2 separate regions of the Homo sapiens genome follow, and region 2 is linked to region 1. The links are chromatin loops, found by intact Hi-C in ENCODE. Cell type or tissue: mammary epithelial cell. All regions are shown on one strand. Links, peaks and the distances in the headings refer to the core of each region. The heading gives the core; the rest is flanking DNA.

Region 1 (8,341 bases), core at 95-8,094:
TATCAAGAGAACAGTACGGGAAGATCTGCCCCCATGATTCAATTACCTCCCACCAAGTCCCTTCCACGACATGTGGGAATTCATGATGAGATTTTGGTGGGGACACAGCCAAACCATATCAGGAGCTCACCACCAGTACTCAGCTGAGACAAGAGCTGGGAAAAAAATGCACTGGCCAGAGCACAGCTGCTTAGGACACTAGGGGATCTGTACAGGAATTCCCCAGAAGGAAGCATGGGTGGGTGGGCACCTTGAAATATGGCAGCAGGTTACAGGAAGTGCTTCTAGTTAGATGCCAAGCTATTCTGTGCTTTGCCTCTGAACTTGCTCATATTGCCTCTATTTTTGAAATTGTACATAGATAAATCCCCAAAGGAATCATATTTGTTCAATGCTTAGCTGTCTTCCTAGCATTTTACTAAGCTTTTTACTTTCAATGTGGTCCTTACAAAAAGTAGATAGAGCCAGTATTACTGCAACCCCATTTTCCTGACAGCTCACTGAAGAACAGTCACTTGTTCAGAGAATGCAAGTCCCAAATAGTGAAGCTAGGCCAAGTACATGGGCAGACAGAAGAAGGAAAGCCCAGCATCTACCAATCTTTGACCATCAACACTTAGAAGTAAATGACCTGCTTCAGTGACTTCTCATACTCCATCACTTTCCAAATAACATGTAAAACCCATAGCTCCTGCAGCATTTGAGGATATATGCCAAGCACTTTTAAAAACAGTTTTATTTTGAATTGATAAACAATTATTCTATACATATTTGGGTCACAATATGATGTTTCAATACACTCATAAATTGTGGAATGATCAAATCAGGCGAATAAGTGTGTCTATCACCTCAAATATTTATCATTTCTTTGTGGTGAGAACATTTAAAATCATATTCTTTAGTTATTTTGAAATATATAATACATTGACCTTGTGAAATACATCTGTTTCTGGGTAAGCTTTAAAGTTTTTTATAATTATTATTATTTTGACCTTTGAGCGCAAAGCTGATGAGGGCAATTGTCACCTTTCTCCAGAAATGGGCACATAAATACAATATTTTTCATGAAATTTCAGAAGATTAAATCTCCTGGTTTAGAAATACTGCTCACTGATTTAGAGGCAATAGTGTGTTTATTTGCAAAAGCTTATTCCCTATATAGCGGTCTTTTGTGAATATGTGTGTATATCAACAATACAACTTTCTCACTTGGCATTTTCTTTGCAGAAAGGCAGAGTATTGTTAAAATTCCCTTTTCGGAGCCATCTCTTTCTGGATTAAATGAGTTAGTGCAGATAGAATACTTAGATTGGTGGCTTTCCTAAGGTAAACACTAACCATTAACAGTCATTATCCTCATTTCTCTACACTCATGGAACCTTAAATTTGGAAAGGCTATGCCATATCTCTCTAGAAATTCATTTTTTCTGATAGATGGATATCTAGTCCCTGCTTGATTACTTCCCACAACAGGTTGCTTACAACCTCACAGGAAAATCTAATTTAGTGTTAGACAGCATTTGATGACTCTGTGGCATAATCCCCAAAACAACAACTGTTGAACATGTATGTGTCCGTACATTTATCCATCTCTCATGTGTCAGTTTATCCCTATGTTCTTCTATTTGAAAGACTTAAAATCAAGGGTGTATTGGCATATATATCTGCTTCGTAAGCTATATTACCAAGGGAAAAAAGGTCAAGCATCAGCTATAAAGAAAAAAAATAACTTATTTATTACACATCACTCAATTTTCACAAAAATTGTGAAAGAACTTTAAATGAGATGGTAAATCTCACCAAAGATTTTTACACATAGGAAGATCTAAAAAAAAATGATTACTCAGAATTCACTTTTCTTGAAATCTGTGAAGTAAACAGCATGATCTCTGTTGGTTCCAATCCAGTCCTCTGGTTTCAGAAGGAGGTAGAAGGAGCTGGCATGTGACACCCATATTTGTCCTTTGGTTCTCAGATAAAGATGTGCAGTATGAGGAAGCATCCTGGTTTCTCTTGCACTGGCCAATGGAACATTGTGGTGAGGCTGAGGGGAAGCAAAGGTCATCTGTCTCTGGCACAGTTATGGGCTGCAGTGGTCATCAGACTGACCCTCATTTACCTAGGTATGTAACTTTCCTATCTTGGGGAATCCTAATGGTGGAGGGATGATTTATGCAAAGCAAAGGAAATGCCTCTCCTTTATAACAGTCTGTGGTTAAGTAAAACAAATTTAAAATTATCTTGACAATGTCAAACAATAAGTCACTAACCCAAATAAATAACCCCTTTTAGAAGAAAACCTGACTTCTGTAGAGATTTCAGTTTTATAAAGGAAAAAGCCTGTTAGAATCAGAATGTCCAAGCCCAAACCAAAAATAGCACTTACTTTTCAACAAAGGTATCTATCTGTTTTACCCCCCTCTAAGTGTTGTCAGACTACACTTAAAGGATTATGTTCTGTTCTCATTTTAAATTTATTTTTAAAAATTTATTTATTTATTTTTTATTGTACTCTTTGAAGTGTTTCACTTTGAAGGAATGGTGACAAAAGGGAACTTCATTAAAGGAGAACAATAAGAATATTAAAGAGATAAATGCAGCTTGGTGAACATTTAAAAACCACTAAAGTTATTTAACCTGAGAGGGACATTCACTGGGGGAGGAGGACACTCACGGAGGGAGGAAGAGGAGCAGGATAGCTGTGTTTGACCACAACTCACCATCATATAAAAGATGGAGTCAACACGATGTGTGTTCTTGTTGAGCAAAACAAGTAGTGGATAGAGGCTCCAGGAAGGTCGACTTGGATCTAAATAAGAAGGGATTTCCAACAAGAAGTAATGATCTAAAATGAAACGGTCTGCCTTGTGAAGTAGTAGATTTCCTAATTAAGGAAATATTTAAGCAGAAACTAATGATCATTAATGAGGAGTTTATAGATCAATGGTTCTCAAACTTTAGTATGGCAAGAATCACCCAAAGTCCTTGTTAAATCAGATTATTAGTTCCAACTCCCCAAAATTCCAATTCAACATGTGTGGAGTGGGTCCTCTGAATTGAATTTGCCTTTGCCTAAGTTCTCTGGTGCTGCTGCTGCTGCTACTGCCGGTCTGTGGGTTAATTTTGCATAGCAAGTCTCTGCTAATATATGATGTAAAATTGGACCAGATGGACTCATTTTCCAATTTTGAGAGTCCATGATGATAATGATAGAAAAAACATAGTATGCTGTATGGATTTGGGTATTACCAAAATGAACTTGCTCTGTGAAAATGTATATAAAATAACTTCATGTGTTTACTATGGTAAATAAGATTTCTGTTAGTATCAGTTAATGTTGGTGTAACATAGAGCAGTGGTCTCCAATCTTTTTGGCACCAGGGAAGAGTTTTGTGGAAGACAATTTTTCCACAGAGTGGGGTGGGGTGGGGATGATTTGGGGAAGATTCAAATGCATTACACTTATTGTGCACTCTATTTCTATTATTATTACATTGTAATATATAATGAAATGATTATCCAATTCACCATCATGTAGAATCAGTGGGAGCCCTGAGCTTGTTTTCCTGAAACTAGATGGTCCCATCTCAAGGGATAGGAGACAGTAACAGATCATTAGATATTAGATTCTCATAAGGAGCATGCAACCTAGATCCTTCACATGTGCAGTCCACAATAGCGTTTGCACTCCTGTGAGAATCCAATGCCACCACTGATCTGACAGGAGGCAAAACTCAGGCAGTAATGCAAGCAATGGGCAGTGGCTGCAAATACAGATGAAGCTTTGCTTGCTAGTCCACCGCTCACCTCCTGCTGTGCAGCCCAGTTCCTAACAGGCCACAGACCAGTACCAGTCCATGGCCCACGGATTATGGATCTCTGACACAGAAGGACCAGTAGTAAAAGAAGTTGAACATGGTACTATATATAAATTCTAGTTATAAAATGGGTTTACTGTTAGACTGCACAAATGCAATGCAAAAGCTAAAGTAACCTTTGCATTTCTTGAATCTAAACAATTATTTTCCATTTATTTTCCTTAAATAGAGATTGAGAAATTCAAAGGCAAATATTTCCACAGTGAGAAATATAAAATTTAGAGGGATTTATGGGAAACAGAATCCTCATGACTGGCATTGGAAATTCTGGCTCTGATCTGGCTGTGGTGCTCAGCCACACTGCAAAGCAAGCCTATTTTCTTACAGCTGCATCTTGTTGTTGTGGTAATCCTCCACCTGCATGGAGAGGCACAAAGTATAGGATAACCAAGATTCAGGGGTTATTTTTATGGCTTCCCACTGAAAACACCTTATCTACACACAAGAGACAACAAAGGATTAAGTGTGTTGGCTGGGCCAAATGGATTCCCAGTAATCAGATCAGAAATATTCAGGTCGTTTGCTCTCTGCCAAGATCTCTACTAGTTAACACAGATATATTGTAGATGATTACATGGTTATTAAAAAAAATTACATTATAGGACTCCAGGCATTTGTGATCCCATTTATGGTTAAAAAAAAAAAAACCTATATATCTATGGTTATATGTGCATATGCAATTTCAAAAAAGATTCAAGTAACCGTTAACAGTGGCTTCCTCTGGGCATAAAGAATGGATATGCATGTGTGTGGCGGGGGGGTGAGGGGGTTATATATATTTTGTTAACAGATCGAGAGTGAGATTACAATACTTAACTAGTGAAACAAAATATTCAGCAACTTTGATAATTAATTCAGACCATCACTCTGCTACTCCTAATGACAAGGTTTAGAAATATAGCTACAACTGGCAAAGAAGATTTGGGGAGATTTAGAGTGATCTAGATAGGCGGTTTAAATACTGCAAATTTTCCAAACTGTTATTTGACAATGCACTGACTTTGAAGTCTCTGAACAATCTGTGAACAGTAGTTGTGTTCATTTAATGTGGTTAACAAGGGGTAGATAGATCAGCTGTTGGCTATGTGCTAAACAATTTCACAATAATTAATTTGTACCAGGGGAGCTAAGACACCAAGGTAATTTACCTAAACCAAGGGTCAGTTTTGTCAATGTGCAAGTCCGCCCTCTGCTGGCCATTCTGGGAAAATCACAGCTATTTTATAGCAACTGTAGTTATCTCTGATGGTCCAGATCATTCTTTCAAGAGTACTTATTATTCACCTACTGTGTGCCAGGTACATTATCATACATGATACAAGTGTCTGTTGTATGATTCTCTTTACTTTTTTGCATGTGTAAAATATTTTATCACTAAAAATATCCAATGTAAAGAGCAAAAAAAGTCTGAAAAATACGACAAATAAAACAATATTATTTTAAAGAAATTCTGATAGTAGTTCTTTGAGCCAATTAAATGAGGTTAAATTCCTGTAATCAATAAAATATTATAGCATCTTAAAGCTTGGCATTGCTGAAGAAATTATTTAGTTCAACCCCCATATTTTACAGCCAAGAAAACTGAGGGTCCAAGACATTAATAGTTAGTGTAAAGGAAGGCAGGAAATTACTTAAAAGGCTCGTACTAAAATCGACATCTCCTTCCTAGAAGATTTGCTTACATTTCAACCTAAGAATAAAAGAAATAATCAACTTTTTTTTTCTTTTTACAGATGTAAGCAATGATCACTGACTTGACAAAGGAAATGCATAGGGATTAATTTAAATGGTTTGTGTAGAGATATTTATTTAGGGTTCATTCACACAGAAGCAAATTGCTTAAGCATGAAATTGGATGAGGATACTAGAGAGTGAATTGAGAAGTAAAAGTGAGGGAAGCTGATCCCAGCCCTTTGCAAATTTAAGATTTAGGATCCCCAGCTTGGAAATGGTTATGCTAATTAAGGACTGAAGACTGGCAGAGTTTAGAAGATCAAGAAGGTGAGAGAGCCCAGGAGCACCAGGCACTGCTGGGGTTTAGATAGGTAAAGGACAAAGTACTTGATCTTGTGAAGCCTATAGATTAGCAGGAAAAGTACATAGTCACACCACCAAAGATTGTAAAGTGTTAGTTTTCCAAGTCTTTTTTTTTTGAGACGGAGTCTCTCTGTTGCCCAGGCTGGAGTGCAGTGGCGTGATCTCAGCTCCGCTCACTGCAAGCTCCGCCTCCCGGGTTCACGCCATTCTCCTGCCTCAGCCTCCCGAGTAGCTGGGACTACAGGCACCCGCCACCACTCAGTATTTATTGGCCCTTACTTTACAGATAATTCTAACCATGGGTTGTCTGGTTTGACAGGCCAGAACCACAAGTGAGAAGGGAAATACTGCTGGCTGCAGATTCAGTGACAAGAGCTATAATAATGAACAACACAGGGAGGAGTCATTAAAACTGCATTATAGCATTTGAGCAGTAATTAAGGTGCTTAATGATCAGAATAAGCAATAAAAAAGGTTAAGTTATGTTCGTTGCACACTGTTTAAGAAATGAGACAAGAGCTTAATCAATTTTAGAAATATTTTAATCAAAACAAAGTGAAAAAGTAAAGAAATTGTAAAAGAAGTATTTTCTTAACTGTATAAATGTAAGTTTCCTCAACATCCTGATAATATGACAGTGCCAGACAAATGAGACTTTGCTATATGCTATATGATTGTGTGCCAATCATCACCACTATGTGAAATTCAGCTAAATATCTCAGAACAAAGAGAACCAGGGGTTGTGATAAATGCTAGATCAGAGCTGAGAATGAGTCCCCAGAGCCAGCTTTTATAGGTGCCTCTGTCTTGTGCTAGTGTAGACAGGCTGTGCTTAAGGCCCTACCGTGGAAAGACAGGTGAAGATGTTTCCAGTGGAAGACCAGAGCTTTGCCTTCCTGGCTTTTTACTTTTCTTAGTATGAGATCAACCTCATATAGGGAGAGTGAAGGAAGAGGAAAGGAGGAGGAAAAGGAGAACCCTGGAGTCCAAATCTTTCCTAGAGACCATTTTTTAATACATCTGTAGAAACAGAAGGGGAAAAAAGAGTATTCAATAACATTTTCCAGAATGAATAAATGGATAAGTAAATGAAGTGAGACAAATACTAATATGAGCCATCTTCCCCAGTTTTGAAGATTTCTCAACTCTCAATGACAGTGAGAGCTTAGCGACAACCTTCCCAAAACATCCATTTCTGTCAGAATAATGATCAAACCCAATGTGAAAGAATTCACGGAAATAGCTGCCACTTTTTAACACCGTAGCACTGTGGAGAATGTTGATGTCATCTTTGCCAAATAACACACCTTCTCATTTCCTTTCTTTGAAGATTCTGTGAATATCACTGATAACCAGATATTCCTATACAATTAGGTATTCCCACTTCATGTGGAAAAAGTGACTTTGGTTGTTGTTGTTAATGCAGCCATCGGGAGCTGTAATGCCAACAAGGAAATTCCAAACTCTCTGGGCCACCTGAGTGTTAAAAGGTAACACAGTTAAAAGGAATGAATTCTTGTGGCTTCCTTTTTGCTACAGCCAGCCACCTTGAACCAAAGGAGCATTAAAATTGAGTCAGTTTAAATGAAAGAATGGGTCAATTACAACCGAAATTACTGTTCACTAACTTTGTTTAAAATAATTTTTTTATCCAGATAAATTTTATTTAGCTTAAAGGCAATAACAGGGACACATCTTCCTTTTTTAAAATTATTTTTGGAGAATTTAGAAAGGCCCGAAAAGCCTAAAAAATTGTTATCAAGGGTGGGAAACTCATTCATAACAATTTTTACAAAACTGAGAGAATCCCCCATCCTGGTACACACTTTCTGGGCTCTCCCACAGCACAAAACCAGGATAGTCCAGAATCAGCCGCCAGCATCAGCATCACTCCAGGGCCCTGGGTTCCATTTAGAACTTGTACTAAAATTATTTTGGGGATGAGATTTCTCCTTCATTCTTTTTCTTTTTATCTATTTTGTGGAACAGACAGTAATTGAGGAGCCAGAGAAGGAAAAACATGCCATTCTCAGCAATTCTCTTTAAAAATATAGGAATAAAAACTCCCATTTATATTGCTAACAGGGAAAGAAAAAAGTCAGGTCTTCATTTTCTTTCTAGAACTCTTCTTTTAGGTCCTTTCAATTAGCTTTGGAGAAGCTCAGAACTCGCACTCCCACGCTTTTACTTTCCTGGAACTATACTCCTTGGCCTTTCCTAAACCTTTCCTTATCCTGTGTTTGCCTTCATAGGACTGAACACAGTCCGGTCCTCCATGGAGAGGATGGCTGACATGGTCCAGAGAATAGAGGCCACAGGGAAAAGTAGGGTCCTTCACCACAGGCAATTACTGAATTTATGGGCTTAGGGGTGTGTGGTCAAATCCATAAGTCAGATTTTAGATAGAACTTCTAATGTCAGGAAGG
Region 2 (8,341 bases), core at 315-8,314, 340 kb before region 1:
TGTGCTTAAATATTCCTCCCATGAGAATGTGTCATCCATGAAAACAGGCACTGCTACTCACCTCTGTGGCTCTTCACACACAGTAAATATCAAGCCCATTAGAAAAGGACAAACTTACCTGAATCGCATGATGTGAAAGCATGGACGTAACAAGTCACTTGCTGGACCACATAGGGATGTGGATAGAATATGCTGTTTCTTCTTTCTGCTTCTACGTAAGTATAGACAATCAGAGAAGACTGGAATGCCAGAGAAGGAGGAAGACAACCATGATGTCTTATATTTTCACACAGTTATTTAATGTATCCTGCTAATCCTATGAGTTAATGCAGTGGTTCTCAACTGGGGACAATTCTGCCCTTCAGAGGACACCTGGCTATGTCTGGGAACACTTTTGGTTGTCACAGCTGGAAGGTACTACTGGCATTTAGTGGGTAGAGGCTAGGTATGCTGCTAACATCCTACAATACAGAGGACAGCCCTCTGCTGCCACTCCAACAAAGAACTAACCAGGCCAAAATGTCAATAGTACTGCTATTGAGAAACCCTGAATACTTATTAATTAAAATAAGTATTATTAATCAAGTTGAAAAAACTGACAAACAAGTGAGGTGGATTGCCCAAGATAGAACAACTATTTAAGTGGGAGATACAGGCCTAAGCCCCGGTTCCCTGACTCCCAGACCTGTGCTCTTTCTCCTGCATTGTGTGTACATCTGCACAGCCAGACACTGTGGCAGAACTCAGAAGAAACAGAACCAACAAAGAATGCTGTCATTACTAAGCTTGGCCGATGTCACAAGGCTGCGGGCCCAGGAGGTAGAATAACTTGGTGTATCTGCATCTCCCCAGGTGCTTTTTTTTTTTTTTTTTTTTTTTGATACAAGAGTCTTGTTCAACATGTTGCCCAGGCTAGAGTGCAGTGGTGCAATCTTGGCTCACTGCAACCTCCACTTCCCAGGTTTAAGCAATTCTCCTGCCTCAGCCTCCTGAGTAGCTGGGACTACAGATGCGTGCCACCACACCCGGCTAATTTTTGTATTTTTAGTAGAGATGGGGTTTCGCCATGTTGGCCAGGCTGGTCTGGAACTCCTGACCCCAAGTGATCTGCCCGCCTCAGCCTCCCAAAGCACTGGGATTACAGGAGTGAGCCACAAGAGTGAGCCACAGTGCCCAGCCCCCTAGGTGCTTTTTAATAGTGTCTCCAAATTATGTAAGACAGTGAGAGGCAATGTCAGAAGCCCAGCAGGCAGCTAAGGCCCATCCCAGTACACCAGGCAAAACTGCTCCAGAGTTAAAGCAACTCCACTGTTCCACGTTACAGAGGGGGTTAAAGGAGAGCAAACTACCTCACAGTAGTGGGCAGCTGAACCCTCCAACAGACAGTGACTTTACTGAGACCAAGCAACAGCAACGTTAGTTTTCCTGGTACGTGTGTCTGTGAGAAGACCTATCTTAGGGGGCTCTGCTGGGTAGAACTGGGCTGCATGAAGAATAAAATTTGACTGATTTGGGCTCAATATGAAGAAGACTGGGGAGAACTATCTAAAAGGGCACAAAGTTCCATGTCATTGGGGTTCAGGACACTGAGTGTCCCTTAGAAGAAAATAGTAAACATATTTTTACTATGTTTTATGAAAAAAAGTAAGGTTACGTGGCTATGCACTAGTTGGAGGTCCTGAACTGAAGACCCCAGCGGCAGGGCTGTCTAGGGGTGGGAGATGGAACCTGAAAAAATCCTGCCCTCACATGGCAGAAAATAGTCAGCTGGGGGCAGAAGACCCAGGTCTTAAATTGCAGTGACAGTGGTGTACATGCATTGCTCTCCCTCTGATGAAAGCTGTTGACTTCAGTTGAGAGAGACTTCTGCTGCAATCTGAGGCTGAATGTCAGGAAGGCCATATAAAAGGCAAGGCCTAAGCACAATTTTCTCCAATTTTAAAAACTTGTCAGCAGATACCTCTACAGTAAGAGCAACAGGCTATGAAGACTGGAAACATATTAGCTGTCATCATAAAATAAAGTAAATATGACATGTTTAGTGATGTCCTATCATTACTATTGTGTAACACCAGAATTAAGCAGTTCACATAATAGCTGAAAGGATATGTTTTGGTTTTTCTGTCCTCTCTTTGCTACCCAGAAGAGTGGTTCCAAATCTCCCCTCTCCCCTAACCCTCGCGGTGTGAAGAACATGACACACTGGACTTGACTAGCAAAATCTAGCTTGCGATTTAACGGTGTGATCCTGGGAAAGTCATGTAATTTTTATTTTGCAGTTTCCTTATCTGCAAAATGGGGATAATATTACTGCTTACCTTTATTGGGTAATTGTTGAGGATTAAGTGAGATGTTTGTGAAGTGCAAAAAAACCCAGGTGTGTGCAAAGTAAGTGGCTTGTGAATGTCAACCATTATGACAAAGGGCTTTACCATATGCCATCTCCCTTCTTGTACAGCAGTGGGAGATTCCCTCCATCCTCCCAATGAATGAATCTCCACCTAAGTATTGCTCTCTTTTGCCAAATCATTCCACCTAATTAGACAAAAATTTTCATGTTAGGATGAAGTCACCAAGTTCAAAAGCCACTTGCTTCTAGTTGTTTTCTGTGAGGAAACCACTACAAAGATAATACTACATCAGCTAAGTGTACCAGAAAGGCCAACTTTGTTATTTTATGCCCCATATTGTTAGATAAACAGTGACTTGAGTTACAGTACCAGCTTATGAGTGTGACAAAACTGCTTCATAGTATCTGCTGGTTTCTCAAGATGAACCATGATTAAAATGATAAGGGCAGTTTGTAGGGGTGTAACTGCCATATTTATGCCCTCTGGGATATGAGAACAATCTCTGGGGCTGATCTAAGGTTATCAGCAGCACTGAGACTTTGTTGAGGAATTGGAGCTTTCAACAACGAGGAAAGGTATGAGTTGTTCATTAAACTGGTAGGATCTTGGCAGGGCAAGGAGATTGCTGACTCTGAGAATAGCAGAGTGGCCCTGCTTTTCTCTTTGAGCACATTATTTCTGCTAGAGGTTAGACCCCAGTGTTTTTCTACTGGCTTCCTGGAGGAAGAATAAGGGCTGAGCTGTGCACAGCTGCATATCCTGACCTAGCAGCTTCATGGTAGTACCGGAAACTCCTCACAAGGTCCACTCTGGTCTTCCTCAAGAGCTGGTTATGGGAATTCTCAGGAGAAGAGAGGATACCTGTTATTGTGTAACTTTAGGTTTAGAGTTACATTTTCCTAAAGACAGATGTATGTTAGAGGTAGAATTTCTTAGACAAAACCAAACCTGCAATTTGCATATTCTGCCAGCAGGTGACAGCGATATGAAACAAAACACAAGATGTCTTTGCTTCATGTGGGGATCTTTCTGCAAATCCCACAAATGTGTAACTGTTAATTTCAATGATTTATTAAAATATTTGCAACTTTTAAATAATATTAATCTGTAAAGTTGAGCAATCTTAAAAAAAAAAAAGAACCGTAAATATAATGTGAAATAGTGAATCTGATTTTTGGTGGTTAGAAATGTATTCCAGTGCTAATCTTATGCCTAATTAATTAGAGCAGGTCTTTGCACACCTGTGGGCTTCAGGCTACGGCCTTTCTCAGGCCGTCTGCTTCAATTGCACTGGCTTCTCCTTCTCTGATGGCCACTCGCGAGGTGCTTACCATTATAATTGCCGTGTTTTGGAACTCCCATCTCCTTTCTCTAAACATTATTATTTATTGAGCCCTTACTTTATACGAGGAACTAAGTGAGATAACTTCATGCCACTTGTCTCATTTCATCCTCATCACCCCAAAGGTTACATGTACTTACCTCCATTTTACCAACGGGAGACTGAGAGTCAGTGAGTGACTGAGCCCAGACCTGCCTAACTCCCACCGTATGTTCTCCCCACTACCTCCCTCCTCAGGTTCAGAGAAAAGAAAGTTTGGGGGGTTTCCCCATGCTGTCAGGGGTTTTTCTGCACTGTCCCTACAACATTCAGTTTCTCCTGTCAGAAGGGAGAAATGCTCTACTTTATCCTTTTTGGAAAATAAGGCAAAGCAGTCCCCCATCCCACCCCCGACCCCACTATTCTTTTATTCTAGGGACTCCCTGAATGAGTGTGCATATAATATTTATTTACTGATCCACAGTATTTTGCTGCCAATGGGGCCTTGGAAGGCATTTAATCCAACTCCCTTTCTTTGCAGAAAAATGAAGCAGAAGTGCAGTGTTGCCCCTAGTCAAGCAACTAGCTAGTGGCAGAGGCAGGACTGCAGCTCAGGTTTCCCATCTTATGGTTGGGCTGAGTACCCCCTAGCTTTTCCAAATCATTTGAGAGAGTTCTGAAGAAGTGGCCATTTGAAAGACACCAGAACATTAAAGTAGTAATAATAATAATAATAATAATAATAAGTATAAGGTTAAACTGACCTAAAAAGACTGGAGCATAAATAGGTAAAAAGGTTAAACTGGCTTAAAAATTTTGACTGGAGCATATGAATTTAATAATACCTCAGTAGGTCAGACCAGCATTCATCCACCTAACATTCTGTTCCTGATTGTGGTGTCACAAGGCTCACCGGAGAATATGGGGGATCCATTCGTAACGATAACTTAAAACGATTAGAAAATGCTCTCTAATGTCCCTTTAATAACTCAATTTATATCTGTCATCCATGATGCTCTCTAAAGGTTCGTGTCTAGAATCTATTGATAATTTCAACACATACTGTTTCTAGGAGTAATGATTTTCACACATTTACTACCTACAGCGTAAAGTACTGCTTCCTTTTATTTGTCCTAAAACTATCAAGCTCTTTGGCTCTGCTCAGCAGGGCAGGATGAGAAGCCTTTAACATCTTTCACCTGAAGAATTATTTTTAAAGAAGCTAATTAAATGTACAATGAAAACAGGTATGTTACTATGCAAACACATTAATTAGGTCAATTGTGAGGTCCCTACACGTTCCCTGAAAAAGTTCAGTCCACCTACAGAGGTTAATTTTCCCCAGATGACTTCCAGCTAGAACTACTTCCATAGGAATTTTCTCTAAACAGCTGTATCAACACGGCTTATAACTGCCTCAGAAGAAAAAGTGAAAAAAAGCAAGACCAGTGGGCAGGAATGTATAAACTATAAAGTATAACAGCAATGACATCTTGAAAGCACATTCTTTTGTTTTCAAAGTCCAAAACTCTGAGAACAATTCCTCTTTGGACAAAGGGTACATTGGTAATGGTTAACCAACTCCAGCATCTAAAGCTAAAGCTGGGAGATGGCATAGCAGGAAGCATCATCCTGATGATGATTCACATCGCACTACCTGAATCCTTCCACATCAGGATTTACAATGAAAGCGTGTATCATGTATTGCTCCTTGTCTGTTTCACTAGCAATAAGTAACAAGATTCCATTGCTCTTCTACTCAGTCCAGTAGCATGAGACATGTTGGGTGAAGACATTCTCCTTAAAGATTCAAAGAAAGGACATAGATAGATAGCACTCTGAGTATTCTTTTGCAGGTGGGGAAAAGGAGAAAGAACCAAACTAGAGAGAATTCCAAATGGAGCTGTTTCCACCATGGTCTCAGGGTTCTGGACTACCTGCCCCAAACAACACAGGAGCAGCCATAGCACTTTTAACTCAACACCATGACTTTGTCAACTACGGAAGGGAGGTCTATGCCGAAAGAATTTTTCTTCCTCTGAATAGTCACATTCTGTGTGTGTTCTGCAAAGATGGTGCAAAAGTTAACAATCCAAGGTATTTTAGAATCAGTACAGACCAGACTTATTTTCCAGAAGTTGGTTTTTGACATATTAACAAGAGATCTAGTCTCCTAAGACCTAGAATATCCCCAGGGGTTCCTGCATTCTCAACATGAAGCAGAAGGAACATTGCAAGCCTCAATGCTAACTTTTTTCAAACAGTTCTTTTAAAGGGGACTTGTCACTCATGAGTATTCTAGGTGGGCTAAGTACAGTGTCTTAAACAAACCTGCCAGTAATTTGCTTGTCTGTGGGACCAGCTGGGAACTAGCAAAGGACACTGAGGATGTAACAGAACAAGACTGTATGAATTCTGATGCATGGAGGGTGTCAGAGATTTAATAAGAGTTCAATCTTTTAGCCATGCCTGAATTCACAGCATGGCTTTTTCCAAGAAGTGCCAAGTGCTTTAAAGATGACACACTAATCTTCACAGAGCCTGGGTGATGGAAAGCCTGAGCCTGCAGGGACAGGGTGTGAGGGTTGGGGAAGCTGACTTCTAGCTGTGTGCTGGCCCCCATGAGCGGATCAGTGACGTAGGTAACAGAGCAGCCATCTCCAGATGCCTTATCTCTCTGCCCTCACAGCTGCTGCTGTCTCTGCCAACTCTCATTCCAGTGTTATTATGAACCAGGACCCCTTCCTCTTCCCCTCTTTACAACAGCATAACTTTACCGATAAGTAATGGCAAAAAAATAAAGGCACCAAAGAGCAGATGAACAAGTAAATGGAAACAGGATGATCTACCAAAAAGAAAAAGCAATGAACTCCTGGAAGGCAACGTTATGAGATGAAAAAATCCACCTCTACCTGAGGCTCCAGGCTACCTTGCCCCTAACTGGGCCGGTGACTCTGATTTAGAGCAGTTGCAGCAACACAGCTTGCCTGGATGGTCAATAGTCTAGGCTCCTGCTCAGTTCCTGAGAGGGAAGAGGGTCTAGAAGATGCCTGATGGGGAGCTCAAGTTGCTGTGTGTTAGCATAATGCCTGGCACACAGTTGTCAAGCACTGACGTCTGCTAACTGAATGCACTCGTATGGCTCATAACTATCATGTGAGGTAGGTGTTATTACATTCTGTGAGGATACTAAGCTCCTAATGGAAAGAGAAGGGGCCTGAACCTAGATCTTATTTTAGTCCTTTACTTTTCCTACAGATCTATAGAAAAGGAGTGTTCCAGGATGACGTGATGTAGAGAGCATGAGGTTGGAAGGGAGGAGACCAGTTTTCTATGCCCAGAATGCTAGACTGGAAAAAAACTTGGAGAGCTAGTTGAGGAATGGCAAGCAATTTCCTTTTATGTGCTAACCCTGATTTTCAGCAGTGGTTGCTGGCTCCCAGGAGCCCTGTACTGAGGACTCTGGGCTGCATCTGGCTCAGCAGGACAGTGAGCTATGATCAATTAGCCATGTCTGCCACAGGCATGCAAAGGACTGAAAGGACTAAAGATGTCCACCATCCGCCATATTTTCTTTTTCTAGTCCAACCTATTTATTTTATAGATAATAAAATTAAGCATCAGAAAACAGATGTATTCTAAGTTACATAGCAGGACAGTAGCTGATATGTGAACCCAGGATTCTTGACTGTAAGTCCAGTACTTTTTTTTTTTTTAACTATGTTGGCTATCCTTGTCCTAATACTAGTTATACTATAGCTCCACAAGTATGGATAAATGTGCTCCCTGTGACTGAGTTTCCTCACCTGCAGATCAGAGGAAATAATTCCTATTTTATCTATCTCACAGAAATACTGACAATCAAATAAAATATTAGAATTCCAGAACTTTGAGTTCTGAGGCCATGTTCTTGCTGTTGTACTATGATGTTATTAGTAAATAGATGTGGAAACACTGAAAAGCATAAGCAGCACTACAAAATGCAGAATAGTACTATGGGAAGTAAGGAGTCTGGGCTCTATCTAGACTCTGCTTCAATTGCTCCATACCTGCAGGCTTCCTGTCTACATCCCCACATGCAGGAATGCAGGAGGGAACCAAGGTTAACAGCAGAAACAGACCCTGGTCCCCCTGTAGGCAGCTGGTCTCAGGCATGTCTCAGAACAGAGCAGGTGGCTGGAGGCAAAAAATACTGGCAGGGCAGGGCTTCTGCCCTCTTAGATCTCTCTAGCCCTCCTTCCTGCTCTCACAGTGGGCATCCCACTAGTCAATGAGTATGAACTTGTGTTTGGAACCTGGGACACTGCACCTAGACTCTCACCTTTACAGAAAGAGGATGACGGCAGTAGGACCTAGAGGGGACGGAGGCTGGGTTTCTGGGACTTCAGTTGGTGGTTTCCTCATGTCTGTCTCCTACTTCTGCCCCTCCTCACTCCCCTCATCAAAGGCTTCATCCCCAACTCTCCTGTTCTCTGTCTCCTCCTTCTCTTCCTCATGACTCACTCTCTCTGGTCCTTCAAGGAAGTTGCCCACCCCCTGTGTTTCTCTTTCTTCATCCTCAATATCACAGGGATCTCAAGAAAAAGCAACCCCTCCACCCAGACCCCCACCACAATGCATGTTTCTAAAGTACTATTTTTTAGGTGCCTTTTCATAAGAACAGCCCACT

What was found. A loop is a pair of places that touch in the nucleus more often than their neighbours do. Peaks named below come from ENCODE experiments on the same cell type or tissue, not always from the same donor. Only the 100,000 strongest peaks of a DNase experiment are listed, where the experiment ranks them.
Region 2: it touches region 1 in a loop (14-fold over the local background); 9 of 110 quality-filtered maps call a loop at or near these places.

What each region holds. Positions count from the first base shown.
Region 1 is chr1:166,474,161-166,482,501 of GRCh38, forward strand. It overlaps LINC01675 (long intergenic non-protein coding RNA 1675), which reads right to left. Exons shown (of 3, transcript NR_146890.1): 2 at 2,721-2,809; 3 at 1,612-2,044. It also overlaps the pseudogene FMO7P. Among named protein-coding and RNA genes, the nearest start is that of LINC01675, 12 kb to the right of the region's middle. In mammary epithelial cell, for the core only: a CTCF peak has its summit at 5,076 (motif pointing left); no DNase peak of the experiment used is centred there.
Region 2 is chr1:166,130,126-166,138,466 of GRCh38, forward strand. The region is part of intron 1 of FAM78B (family with sequence similarity 78 member B); the gene reads right to left. Among named protein-coding and RNA genes, the nearest start is that of MIR921, 21 kb to the right of the region's middle. RefSeq lists an enhancer at 7,817-7,986. In mammary epithelial cell, for the core only: a CTCF peak has its summit at 3,319 (motif pointing right); no DNase peak of the experiment used is centred there.